Linked DNA regions of Mus musculus: region 2 is linked to region 1. The links are chromatin loops, found by intact Hi-C in ENCODE. Cell type or tissue: heart. All regions are shown on one strand. Links, peaks and the distances in the headings refer to the core of each region. The heading gives the core; the rest is flanking DNA.

Region 1 (7,644 bases), core at 1,081-6,080:
ACCCCGAGCGCAGGGGCTTCCAAACCTGAACCGCCCGCGCCCCTTCCTCCCGGCTTCCCCAGCCTCCCGGCCAACCGAAGAGCAAGCCCGCGCCCATCTGCCCATCCGCAGCTATGCCCATTCTCCTTGCTCCCTTAAGCCTCAGGCGCAGCAGGGCTCCAGATCCCCCAACCACGCACGGGCTCAGCGTCCTTTTCTCTTGCCACCTGGGGTCCTTCCTTTATAAATGCCCCCTCCCCAATCGCGTCCCCGCTGGGGATTCCGCGTAGGAGACTTTACCTCTAAGTGATGGCAAAAGAGAAAGAAAAGTTTGCCTGGCCCAAGCCGGGGAGCCCGCGCGCCGGACTGCAGAGAGCCTCTCGCTGGCGGCTAGCAAGAGCGTCCTGTCTCAACGCGGGCTTGCCAGCTCCATGCCCGGCGCGGCCGCCGCTGCCCCAGCCCCGGCCCCGGCCGCCACCGCCGCCGCCTCTTCCTCCCGAGTGACGACGCGGCCGCCGACTCCCGCCGCGGTCCGAGTGCTGCCCTGCCCGCCCGGGGCGCACACACACACACACACTCACGCTCGCTGGCGCGCACTCACACACGCACGCACGCCCCCGAAGGCTCTGCCGCCGCCCGCCGCTGCCGCTGCCGCTGCCGCCGCCGCCACCACTCGCGCTAGGAGTGGGGGGCGGAGGGGAGCGCGGAGGCGGGGCCGCCGGGCGGGGCGCCGGCCAGTAACGTCGGCAAGCAGCCGCCCGCTCACGAGCAAAGTTTTAACCCCGGGAAGAAGAAAGTTAAAGCCAACGGGCCCGGGATGCTCCAGAGGGCGAGAGCGAGCGGGTGGGAACCTGGGAGCCGGAGAAAGAACAGCAGAGACAAAGAGAAAGCAAGAGGAGCGCCCGGGGAAACCCCGGAGAGGGGGCAGGGCCGGCGCGCACCCTGTGGGGGTGGGGTGGGGGCGAGAACGGCTTTCTCCCTCCCGGTCCCAGCCAAACACATCTGTGTTTGTTTTCTTTTCTTCGCAGAGGTCCAGCCTTCCTCCAACCCAGACTGGTGGCCCCGGTGGCACTACGCTCAGGGCCTTGCCCCTATGGGCACTCGGCCCCAGAGGCGTGAGGAAGGGGAACTGGAAAGGGATGTGAACTTTCTGCCCCTAGGCTCTAGGGGATGGGGTGGGGGGCAACAAGAGGCAGCGCCTAAACCTCACAGAGTTGTCACTGCCAATTTTCTTTTAGGCCTGGAAGCTGTGGTGATTCGAGGCTAAAGGCCAAGAAGCTCGGACGCACCTGGATAGTGGCCTACTCAGGTCTATCCTGAACTTCAGAGATGGGGCCAGTTCAGTTCTCCCAGGGTCCCCTGAAGCTGACTTGGCAGCTCCTAGATCCTTTTTTTTTTTTAATATCCCTAGGGAGATTCCCACAATAGCTTTGCATAGTACCAATTGACTCTACTCTTCAACTAAGGGTGTGGAGGCTTCAGAGGCTAGGGATAACTTTCCCAAATTTCTGGCTACTTATATGTGTGTGTGTGTGTGTGTGTGTGTGTGTGTGTGTGTGTGTGTGTATGTATGTGTGTGTATATATATATAATTTGGATACAGTAATCTGGGCTCCTGGCCTGAGGCAGTGGTGTTCTCCTGTGGGTGGTGTGCTTTTGCCACTTCAGCTACTCTGGAGGCCGAAGGCTTGAGAGCTATCTTAAGCCCAGGAGTTCAAGGCCAGCATGGGGAACATACCCCATCTCAAAGAAACATGAGCTCTCTCACCACGTTTGTCTAATGGATAACCTCGCGCAATTACAGTCTCCTGGGGTGTCCTCGGGCCACCCAGCCTCTGGCCTGGTTCTCTGTTGCCTTAACAAAAGGACTGTGAACAAGAATGGTAACCTTTGGCTGTCTTGCAGCTACAGCCAGAGTTCAGAGGTGAGAATCTATCCAGCTGCGAGCTTGAAACTAGTTACTGTTAAGTTTCTTTCTCATTTAGAATGTGATTCAATAACAGACTCAGACAGAAAAACTCCACTCCTGATTCTGGCCCAAGGGCTTCCTTGCTTCAGCCCGCCTCATTCTGTTCCTTCCACTTTCATAGACTCTGAGAACCTAAGAAAGGGCCTCGGGGATGGGCTGGCCCAGCTTGTTCTCCTTGGACGAAGGCCCTTCTTCCTGGTCTTCCTGAGAGCTGGCCACCCAAGCCAGCTCTTCCAGGGAGGCAGGCCAGCTACAGCCCAAGGAAATAAATCCATGTCATTGCGGGGACAGTCTGGACTCACCCTTGGTCCCTGGGGTTGTGTTTTAGCTTTGCCTGTTTATGTCGTTTACCACTCTGTACTGTTTATTTATGCCTTGCCTTGTGGTAGAAAGGACTGCAGGTGAGTTACAGGGGTACTTAAAACACGGCAAAATAACATAAATCAGAAATGAGGCAAAAGGGACTACAAGAAATGTTTAACCATGGTGGACTTTGACATCTCAGTGGTATGCTGGAAGGAGACAGGGCACTTGGAAGAACACAGTTTGGAGCCAGAGTGCCTGCATCCAACTAGTGCCTCTGCTGTGTGGCCTGGGCAAGTCTTTGCATCTTTCTCAGCCTTGACTTTCTCACCTATAAAAGAGGGATACCAATATCTCTACCTCACAGGATCATGAGCATCAAATTAGTTGACACACAGGAATATTACAACTTATAGTACATATGCTTACATAGTGTAATTACATAACAACTCAAATAACCTGCTACATGTATGTCTATGTAAATACACATAAAACCAGGACTGGGGTGTAGCTTTCTGGTAGAGTGCTTGCCTAGCACACAGAAGGCCCTTGATTCAGCTGCTAATACTGTGTGAATAAATAGACACATATACAGAAAGCCAGCCATACGGTAAAGAAGCATTATGAATTTATCAGTATTAAATTGCTAAAGCAACACAGAAAATTTTAATTACTTCAAGAACATTTAATTATGTGGAAAGAGTTTTGTGACATTGGAAAAGCAAGCTGGAAAAACGTGGGCAATCTAGTGTCATATGTGTGTGTGTGTGTGTTCATTAGAAGACAGTGTCAGTAGTGGGTTTGTCTTGAGAGGGAAATGACTCGTGATGTTGACTTATCTTTGCTGTTATGTTCTCAATTTTCTATAACACAATAGGAAGGAAATCTAAGAGAGAAAAAGGCAAAGGGAAGACAAAGTAGACGCGGGAATAATGCCAAAATTCACCCGGGGATGGCCTATTTTCCTCCTGTGGGTGGGCGACCAATTTGTTCCTAAGCTTTCCCGCAGCCAAAATGAAAAGGAGACCATGTCCCTTACACTAGTCCCAGTGTCCGTGAGATAAAAACAGAGCCATGGCTCAAGAGAATTACAACTCTTCTTGGTACTAAAATCAGACAGGAATTTCTCCTGGGGGGGCCTCATAAAGGGAACACAGTGTGAGGTAATGAGCAAACATCCCCCTAATGATCACAGCCGAGAGCTCCTAGGGGCAGACGCTGGGATCGGCCCTGCAAATAGGCGGATGGCATCGCACCAAAACAAGTCAGGAAAACAGTCTCTCCAGGAGGGGTCGAAAAGGGATAGATTGGGGTGCTCAGCTCCCTCTGATCTCGGTACATCTTGGAGCAGCCAAAAAGTGGGAGTACAGAGTTTTAGCCTTGCTGTTTCTCCAGAGAGCTTTTGATAGATCTTGTGAGACAGCAAGTTTGAAATTACCCTCCATGGCTTGTGGGTTTTCTGCAGTGCTAGACCAGTGGGCTCAGCAAGAAATGGGGAGACAGCACTTTTTACTTTTATCATCATTTAAAGCCTAACTTGATCTTCTTTAGTTCTTCCTGCTAGGCAAGACAGTCCTCGAGCTGCAATCTAAGGGATCTAGATCTTCTGGAATATACTAGAACTTCTTTCTTTACCTTTATTCAAAATCCACCCCACCCCCACCCCACCTCACCCTGCTCTCTCCTAGGCAAAATGGTCTCCCTCCCTCCCTCCCTCCCTCCCTCCCTCCCTCCCTCTTTCTTTCTTTCTTTCTTTCTTTCTTTCTTTCTTTCTTTCTTTCTTTCTTTCTTTCTTTCAGTGACTTCATGGAACTTGGATTTCTGACCAGTCAACAGTCTCTCCCAGTACACTCTTCAGTTGTCAGTGTCCCTTTCCGAAGCATGCTGCCTTTTGTGGAGACAAATGAACAAAACAGATGTCCAAGTGTTCCTTCTCCAAGTGGGGGTTATAAATACACCCCAGGAAGGCATGTCGGGCTCTGAGCAGCGGGATCCAGGGTACAAATGAGTTCAAAACAACAGAGGAGCTCTTGGGTGAGAAAGCAAATTCCCAGGTGTTTCGGCAAGGAATGCGTTAGGAGGGAGGAGCCACCATCCCGGGCTTACAGCCTTCCCTACCTGCAAAGCTCAAGGATGAAACAAGCTAGGAAAGGAAGAAGGGAGCAGTGTGGAAACTTGGGGATGGCCTCAGAAGAATCCGGGGACTCAGGTGTCCAAGCAACTGATGAGCAAGAGTGTTGTAAAGGAATGGGGTTCAGTGATCACCTCCCCTTGCCTTGAAGGTCAAGATAAGTTCTGAAGGGAAAAGGCCACTGGTGACCTTGACAGGGCATTGCTGTGGAGTGGTGTGGACACAAGCCAGTCCGCCTTAGGTTGTGGAGTGAAAGTGAGGTGAGAAAGGAGAGATAGCAAGTGTGGACAGCTTCCAGAAAGCCGCGTTGACAAGCGGTAGGAAAGTGGGGGGGGGGCTAGCAGGAAGGTGATAAGGGAGGATGGCAGGCCTGGGCTTCCCATTGTTTATAAGATAAGGCTATTCGGAACATGCCGCATGTGATTGAAAGGGGCCCGCCCGCCCGAGAGGTGGCAATGTGATCAGTCAGGTGGCCCGAAAGCTTCCCAGGTCTCAGTGAAATAGGAAGTGACAGGATCAGGTGGGAGTGGAGGCAGGGCCGTCACACCGGAGGTTTGAGGGCACCTGACTGCATTATGTCCTTGTTCCCTAAGATAAAGACAATGGCTTGCTGGGAAGAATAAAGAAAGAGCCCAGTGAGCTTGATGAGCCTTTGGAAGAAAGGCAGTAGATAACAGCCCCCACAGTCCTGGGACGCACACATGGACACAGGACCTCTGCAGCCCCTGTAAACCTTAAAGGACAGCTCTGCTGCACGATCATTTGGCCAAGAACTATATATGTAGCTATTTCAACTGCAGCATCAAGAAGTTCACATTGCTCTTACCCTCTGACACTCTCTTACATCTTGCCCTCTTGCTCCCCTTCCCTTCCCCCCCTCTTCACGTGGCCATGGCCGACCTCCACTTATCTACTCTCTCCTCCTCTCTGCCTTTCCCTGCCTCTACTACCCTCTTAACTCCCCTCCGCATGCCCTAAATAAACTCTATTCTATACTTTAAAAAAAGAAAGAAAGAAATTGAAATCAATGACATTTAAAGTGGTTGCTCAGTTACCTCCACTTTATTCGGGCTGCTAAGGTGCATTCCGCTCTCTCTGAGACTTCTGGACAGAGCTAAGGAGAGGATTCAGGAAGACAAAGAAACATGGTGGGAAGTTACTGAGGAGGCCTCTACCCAAAACTGGATGCAGGAGGAGTGGGGTCCCCACGAAGGTGGGCTGTGTGGCAGCATACGACAGGGAAGGACATTCCGTGAACAGGATGGAAATTCAAAGGAGGATATAGCCAAGAGATGGGGCACAGAGAGTCAAGGCTTAGGGTCTGGGAGGAAGAGAGCAAGGAGGCAGAGCAGACCTCAGAGGAAGGAGTGGCATGGCCTCCATCTCCTAAATACCCAAGAGCTCTGTCTTATGCATTTATCACTTTATGTTAGCTTTTATTTCAGTGTTTGGGATAGAGCCCAGGATCTTATACATGCTAAGTCAGTACTTTACCACTGAGCTATCCGACCCAGCACACAGATCCTACTTGGTTTGGTTTAGCCCAATCTGGCCTTTAACTTGAGATCCTCCTGCCTCAGCCTTCCAAGTACTGTGATGACCAATATGAACCATTACTCCCAGTATGGCTTTTACTTTTGAAACCAAGCATATGGTGTGCCTCTTGGGCACACAGTCCTCTCATGAGATATGAGTTAGGATTTCATTATTTCTATTTTACAGGGCGATAATTAACCCACCGTGGGTAAGGACAGGAACAGATATTGGAACTAAAATCGTTTTGTTGGTGCTGGAGAGCCGTTGTGGTTAAAATCAACTGTTGCTCTTCCAGAGAACCCAGGTTCAATCCCCAGCACCCACATGGTAGCTCACAGCCATCTGTAACCCCAGCTCCAAGAGATCTAACTCCCTCTTCTGATCTCCATGGGCACAAGGCACACACATGGGACACTGACATGCTTGCAGGCAAAACCCTCATACACACAAAATTAACTAAATAAATCTTAATTTTTTAAAAGGTCTGAGTTGGACAGTGATGGTGCACGCCTTTAATCCCAGCACTTGGGAGGCAGAGGCAGGAGAACCCCTGTGAGTTCGAGGCCAGCCTGGTCTACAGAGTGAGTTCCAGGACAGCCAGGACTACATAGGGAAACCCTGTCTCAAAAAGGGGAAAAAATAGAGCCTAATACGAGTGTGGAGCTGTTAGCACCTATGGACAAGTTGTCAATATTGAGGCCTCAATCCTGGGGAAGGAGAGAGGAACTTGAGGTCTGCCGGAAGTGTGAGCTTTGGCATGAATCCACTGGAATTTGAGCACCTCTCTGCTGCAGGTTAGAAGACAGACTTGGGGGACCAGATTTCTGGGACCCCAACATGGTCCAGAAATTGTAACCAGAGGCAATGTGGGGGCATCTGGCCTCTCTAAACTGATGTTTCCTTGAAAAATGCAAAAAAGTTGGTTTAGGCTAGTACTTGATTCCTGTTCTCCAACTTGCATTTGGTGAAACTTTAAACAAGTTGCTCTACCCATAGGGGAATCACTTTAATCATTTTGAAACGGAAGGAACTACATCTGATTTTTATAGGCCTGTTATAGGGATTTGAAAAGTGAGGATGTGGGCTGGCGAGATGGCTCAGTGGGTAAGAGCACCCGACTGCTCTTCCGAAGGTCCAGAGTTCAAATCCCAGCAACCACATGGTGGCTCACAACCATCCGTAATGAGATCTGACTCCCTCTTCTGGAGTGTCTGAAGACAGCTACAGTGTACTTACAATAATCAATAAATAAATCTTTAAAAAAAAAAAAAAAAAAAAGAAAAGTGAGGATGTTTCATATATGATGGGCTTCTGTTTGGGGTGTGTGTGTGTGTGTGTGTGTGTGTTGGGGATCTAATGTAAGGACTCACACATGCTAGGATAGTGCTACACCCAAGCCCCAGCCTGTCTTGTTTTTAATAATTGCAACCCTCAGATCTACTTGCCAGATCACTCAGCCTGGAAGAATTGGGGGGGGTGTCCTTTCATGTTGAGCTTTCTGGAGTCTGGCTCACCAGTCTGGCTACATGGGTCCTGCTCAAGGGACTTGCAGGTCCCTGGAGGGTTCTGGAGAGGAAGTTACAGGCCTGCCTGTGTGATGCCCCTGTGTTCTAGGGAGTCTTCCTTTACTGGGGATCCTTTGTCAGCATCTCTAGGTCAAACCCCACCTTGTGCAGGCTTCTTGGTTGAGGATTCCTGAGTTGAGTTGAGCACAGAAATCAGTACA
Region 2 (5,000 bases), core at 1-5,000, 130 kb before region 1:
CTAGAATGGAGCCCAGATCTACTGTCTGGGGGTGGGGGGGAGATTTTTGTACTGGCCATCATCCCTCCCTTTTCCAAAGCAAGTCAGAAAAAAGAGAGCATCGAAGAGGGCCCAGGCACTGGCTTTGAAAGGTCCTTGAGGGATTAGTACTCACCATTCCGAGCAACCTGAAGGGGGGGTGGAACGCTACTCACTGACAGAACAGGTTCCCCAGAGGCCCAAATATGCGTGGCACCTGACTTTCTAAGTGTTTCTCTCATAGCTTTATGGGTGTGCAGAGAAAAGGGTTTCTATAGGCTGTGAGACTGGTGTTTGAATGCCATAGTGGGAAGGATTTCTTTTCCTTTCACTGGGGTGAACTCAAGGCCTGGGGTGTCCTAGGCATGCACACTTCCACTGAACAACCTCCATTCTACGCACCCCTTCCACCAGCTGTACCCTGAGAGGACATCAGAAGTGCCTGACACTAACACTGAGTCATCTGCTGACAGAATACCCACAGGGACACTCCGACAGAGACTCCTGATTCATAAACTGCTCAGAACTGCTCTCAGAACCAGAGCTGACCTGGTCTGGAAGCAAAGCCCACAGGTAGTAGGACAGACAGACAAGAACAGGTAGTGGGACAGACAGACAAGCACAGGTCGTGGGGCAGGAGAGATGTGGGCTGTCTAAGGTTCCCGCCGATTTGAGGCAGGGATGACTGTGACTTCTCTGAGGAACATCTAGGAATCAGAGATGGCTCCTGGCATGAAGGGACTCCAGGCACTGGCCCCACAACTCTCGGCCGGTTCTGAGTCCCCGTCACTAATCAGTCATGGAGATGACTAAGGAACTCTGAGAACCTCAGAAATTGAGATTGACTGACTTCTGAAAAGGGCCAAGTAGCAAATATTTCAGGCTGTGTGGGTTATAGTCTCTGCTGCAGCTAGGCCATTCCACAAAGCAGCTGCAGACAATATGTCTTTTTCTTTTTCTTCTTTTTAAAAAACTTAATACAGGGGCCTCAGTATGTGTAGTCCAGGCTAGCTTCAAACCTTCCATCTTCTTGCCTCTGCCTCCCGGGTGCTGGGATTACAGGCTCACACCACCATGCCCCGTGACTTCATATGCTTTTTATTGTGTCTTGAAATAGTATCCTTCCTTTGATTTTTTGTTTAAATCATTAAAAAGGTACAAGGCACTGTGCCAAGGGGGACGGGGGGTGGGGGTGGGGGGACAGCCTGCAGCCAGCTCCCTGGGTGGAGCATGCCAATCCCGCTCTCTAGAGAATCCACTTGGTTCTTTGGACTCTAGCTTGTGTGCTGAGACTCTCTCCTGCTCCTCTGCCCAGGGCATCCCTTCTTGGTTTGGATAGCCCTAGCCAAGGAATCACTAGGATGAGGCTGGACCTGGGTTAGGCCTGACTTGCCAGCCAGAGCTCACTTTCTGCCCATGGTCACAGCAGCATGACCCACCAGATGCAAAATACAGAGATGCTGCAGAGCCAAGGCCTGAGTACCGACCCTCTTTATATAACATCTCTTTGGGACCTCTACTTCACTGCTCCATTAACCCTTCATAGGGGTCATACGGGCCATGTGCAAGAATCTGAGTAGCTTCTCTCAAAGGCCTAAGGCTTCGGTCTGCTCTTTTCAGAATCTGAAGCTGTGGCAGGTCCCCATGCTCACTGGGTCTGGGATGAAAGTAGCACGTAGGGGTCAGGCTCATGCTGGAGAGGAGTCTTGCTGTCCAGCCTGGAGCCAGTAACTCAGTGTTTGTAGGACTGAGAGCTATGGGCAGTCTGGCTTTAATGCACATAGCTGCTTCTGAAGGTATTTCCAGGCCTTGGAGTCTCCTGGAGTCACCGGATCTTACTGAACACCAATGAACGAAGAGATGTCCATTGGTGATGGCTAAACCCACTGGACATGAGCAACCAGCCCCTACAGGGTCCCTCCCCCATCCCACTCCAGGAGACAGGAGAAGAAGATACACATACTGATGCAAGGGGCGATGGGGGAGCGGCTCTGCTGGTAGCCTTTGGCACATCGGTTGCAGGTGATGCCCGTCACGCCGTCCTTGCAGGGACATTGGCCAGTGGTTTGATTGCAGGTCTTGCCAGCAGCACCCACTGGGTGGCAATCACAGGCTGTGTGAACATAAAACAGAAGGATCAGAGAGGCTGTCAGTGCCCTTCCTGTCCAGGGCTGTCCCATGGTCTCTACCCCAGAGAGGAAAAAAAAAATGAAAAAGAACAGGTAGGCCTAACCAAGCTCACATGTTCTAGGGGTTCTGAGATGGGTTGCCTACCTACCACCCAAACCAAAATGGACCTACTTCAAAGGCTTGCTTGAGGAATAGGAGAGGGGAGCCAGGGAGCCCCTGCAGAGCCCAGAAAGAAGGAGGGCAGACACTTAATTATGATGTCAAGCAGTGGAAGGGGGGGGGCACTGAAGGGTAGAGGTACTGGCTTCTCCTCCAGATTTCTCTGTGGGCTCCTGGGTGGAAAAGGGTTTGGAGCTGATGAAGTTCAGGGAACCTGGCCAGAGGGAGGCAAAGGGAGGAGGTGCCTAGGATACTGCCACTTGCTCAGCAGCCACATGCCCAGATCCCAGACTTCTGGGTCACTCTAACACTTAACCTTCAAACCCCAACTAAACGAGTAACTGTTGAACTAGTGAACCTCCTAGGGGCCTCCTGGGTCAAACTGGAAATGAATCAAGGCCAGAGGCCACTGCATGAACATATGACCCTCCTGGTTTTGAAGAGTGAGCTCTGGTGAAAGCACCCCAAAGCTCCCTCCCAGTGTTCCCTTTGGGGGAGCTCTCTGCCACCACCATGAGGCTCCAAGCAACATCTACCCCCGCAGGCAGAGACCATCAAGTCATCTGTGCCTGAGCAGTGGCTTCGCTGGGGAAGGAACAGGGTAAAGGAAGCAGTGTTATGCCTGTTCCTGCTGCAGGAAGCCCAGGAGGGCAGGGCGTCCCAGTAACAGCAATCTCTAGTCATTTCAATTCATGCCACATGCTGCTTTGTTTCTGTCCCCAAAGGGGACAAAAAATATCTAGGAAAATAAGTGAGAACTGAGATCCCAAAAGAGCTAATGTAAAAAGTCCCTCCTCAGTACACTTGGCCCCGAGAGGCAGCCTCTCCCTAGGCCTCCAGTCTGGGAGTGGCCGTGAGGCGACTCAGGGAAATGTGTGCATAGAGCCAGCCTGTCTACGGCGCTCAGAAAGGAGAGCAATGTGAACACATGTTCGTCCCAGTGGTGTCAGAACATGCAGAAACATGGGGAAACACCAGGATGAGGAAGGGTCTGGGCCGGAGGACAGAGGGGCCTGGAGGGCTGGCAGCTTGCTGGCTCCTATGACATAGTGTCTCTGAGAAGCACTGGGGCTGTTCCCATCTTACCCCTTCTTACATTTTGAGGCTGAAATATCCCTTATAGATCTTCCATGTTTTGGAGCATTTGTTACATGGCTTGTGGTGTGATTGTGAAGACTGTAGATGGTGGAAAGTAGGTCACTAGGGGTGGGTCTTATATGGCTATATCTGCCCCCGGTTCCGGTTTTCTCTGCTTCCTGGCTCATTCCACACAAACAAGCCGTCTCAAGCTCAAGGGCATCCTGCATAGCGCGAGGTCACCTCTGCCATCGTGGAGGAAGACCCTCTAAGAGTGTGAGACAAACGCCATCTTCCCTTGGGCTACCTTGTCACTAGCACGGGGAAAAGTAGCTAATGCCATTGTAGATGGGAAAATGTCTCTGCTGAATCATTGTCTTCATCGGTATACCCTAAATCCAAGTCTGTACCCCTTTTAAAAATGAGATCTAGTCTTGATGACCTGTGGAAAGGGTGACAGTGAGGAAGAGCTGGCTGCAAAGGACCTTTGACTTTTTCCTGCAGTAGAAGTGATATGGGCGTGCCTCTCAGTTGGTCATGTATGAATAGAGGCCACAGCATGGGATCGCACAGTCGTGAGCCACAGATGTGGGCATAGGCATATATAGGGACGCCAGGTTCTTGTGCCAGCTGACCTCTCCTGGCCTGCTCTGCAAGCCCCCACCCCCCAACCCCCTGCAATCGAATTCACACCATGACCATCCTCCTTGGATGCCGATGGAATTCAACTGTGTGCCAGTAACTTCTGGATCTTTAGAAGGTCACAAAAGTTTACTTGGTTGGTCACCGAAGATTCCAAGCCAGATCACACCTAGGCACCAGCACTGGCCCAGAGTGTCTTCACATTGGTAGGAGCTTGCCCAGCACAAGCTCTGGATGGATGAACATGGAAGACTATGCATTAAGCCCTGCAAGCTGAGACCTCATCCACCCTGGCTGGCCCAGCGATGGCAAGGTCAGGGACCAGATGAATTCTGTATGGTCCTGTACTCTGTATGGTCAGCTCATCCTAAGGGTTCATCCTCAGCTTAGATGTAAGCCAAAACTTGCTGCGGAGTTTCCAAATCTTTCTCCTAAGATTCTGTAGGTCATGCAACTGGTCTAACAGAGGCAGCAGTGTGTGTACGCTTCTACACCCATCATCATCTATGCACAGAAGTCACTAAAGGCTCACATCCAGGCCATGCCACCAACAAAGCATCTGCCAGCAGAGGTGTACCAATCAAGACTCCAACAGACCACGCCAGCACACCTACATTCTCATACGCATACCCTGTGAGAACGGTCTGATTGTCAGAGGACAGGGCAACCAGCTGGTGAGACCGAGGAAGGATCTGGAGCCCTGAGAGGAGAGGATTCCAGACCCCTCACCCTTTCAGGACACACCTCAGCACTCCTCCTGGCTCTTTCACAGGGAAATGAGCTCTGCCCTCTTTCAGGCACTGTGAGACCATTGTGTGGCTCAGCACCAAATGCAGCCCAGTAGAGACCCACCCTTCACTCATTCCCGATCCCCAGGCAAGTAGCCCCAGAGTAAGACCTTTCCCCACAGACACAGGGAGGAGAGTGGCTCAGATGGCACCCTCTGAACAAAGAAGAGTGGGTTTTAAGTGTGA

Evidence for each region. Peaks named below come from ENCODE experiments on the same cell type or tissue, not always from the same donor. Only the 100,000 strongest peaks of a DNase experiment are listed, where the experiment ranks them.
Region 2: it touches region 1 in a loop (1.8-fold over the local background); 1 of 42 quality-filtered maps calls a loop at or near these places.

The regions. Positions count from the first base shown.
Region 1 is chr11:68,386,331-68,393,974 of GRCm38, forward strand. Ntn1 (netrin 1) reads right to left here and starts at 496. Exons shown (of 7, transcript NM_008744.2): 1 at 280-496. In heart, for the core only: a CTCF peak has its summit at 3,461; DNase peaks (open chromatin) are centred at 1,811, 2,131, 4,291 and 4,821; H3K4me3 peaks cover 2,185 bases; H3K27ac peaks cover 3,649 bases; H3K27me3 peaks cover 4,397 bases.
Region 2 is chr11:68,258,516-68,263,515 of GRCm38, forward strand. Ntn1 (netrin 1) reads right to left here. Exons shown (of 7, transcript NM_008744.2): 4 at 1,982-2,131. Among named protein-coding and RNA genes, the nearest start is that of Mir6406, 40 kb to the left of the region's middle. In heart, for the core only: CTCF peaks have their summits at 2,097 and 2,828; DNase peaks (open chromatin) are centred at 2,886 and 3,186.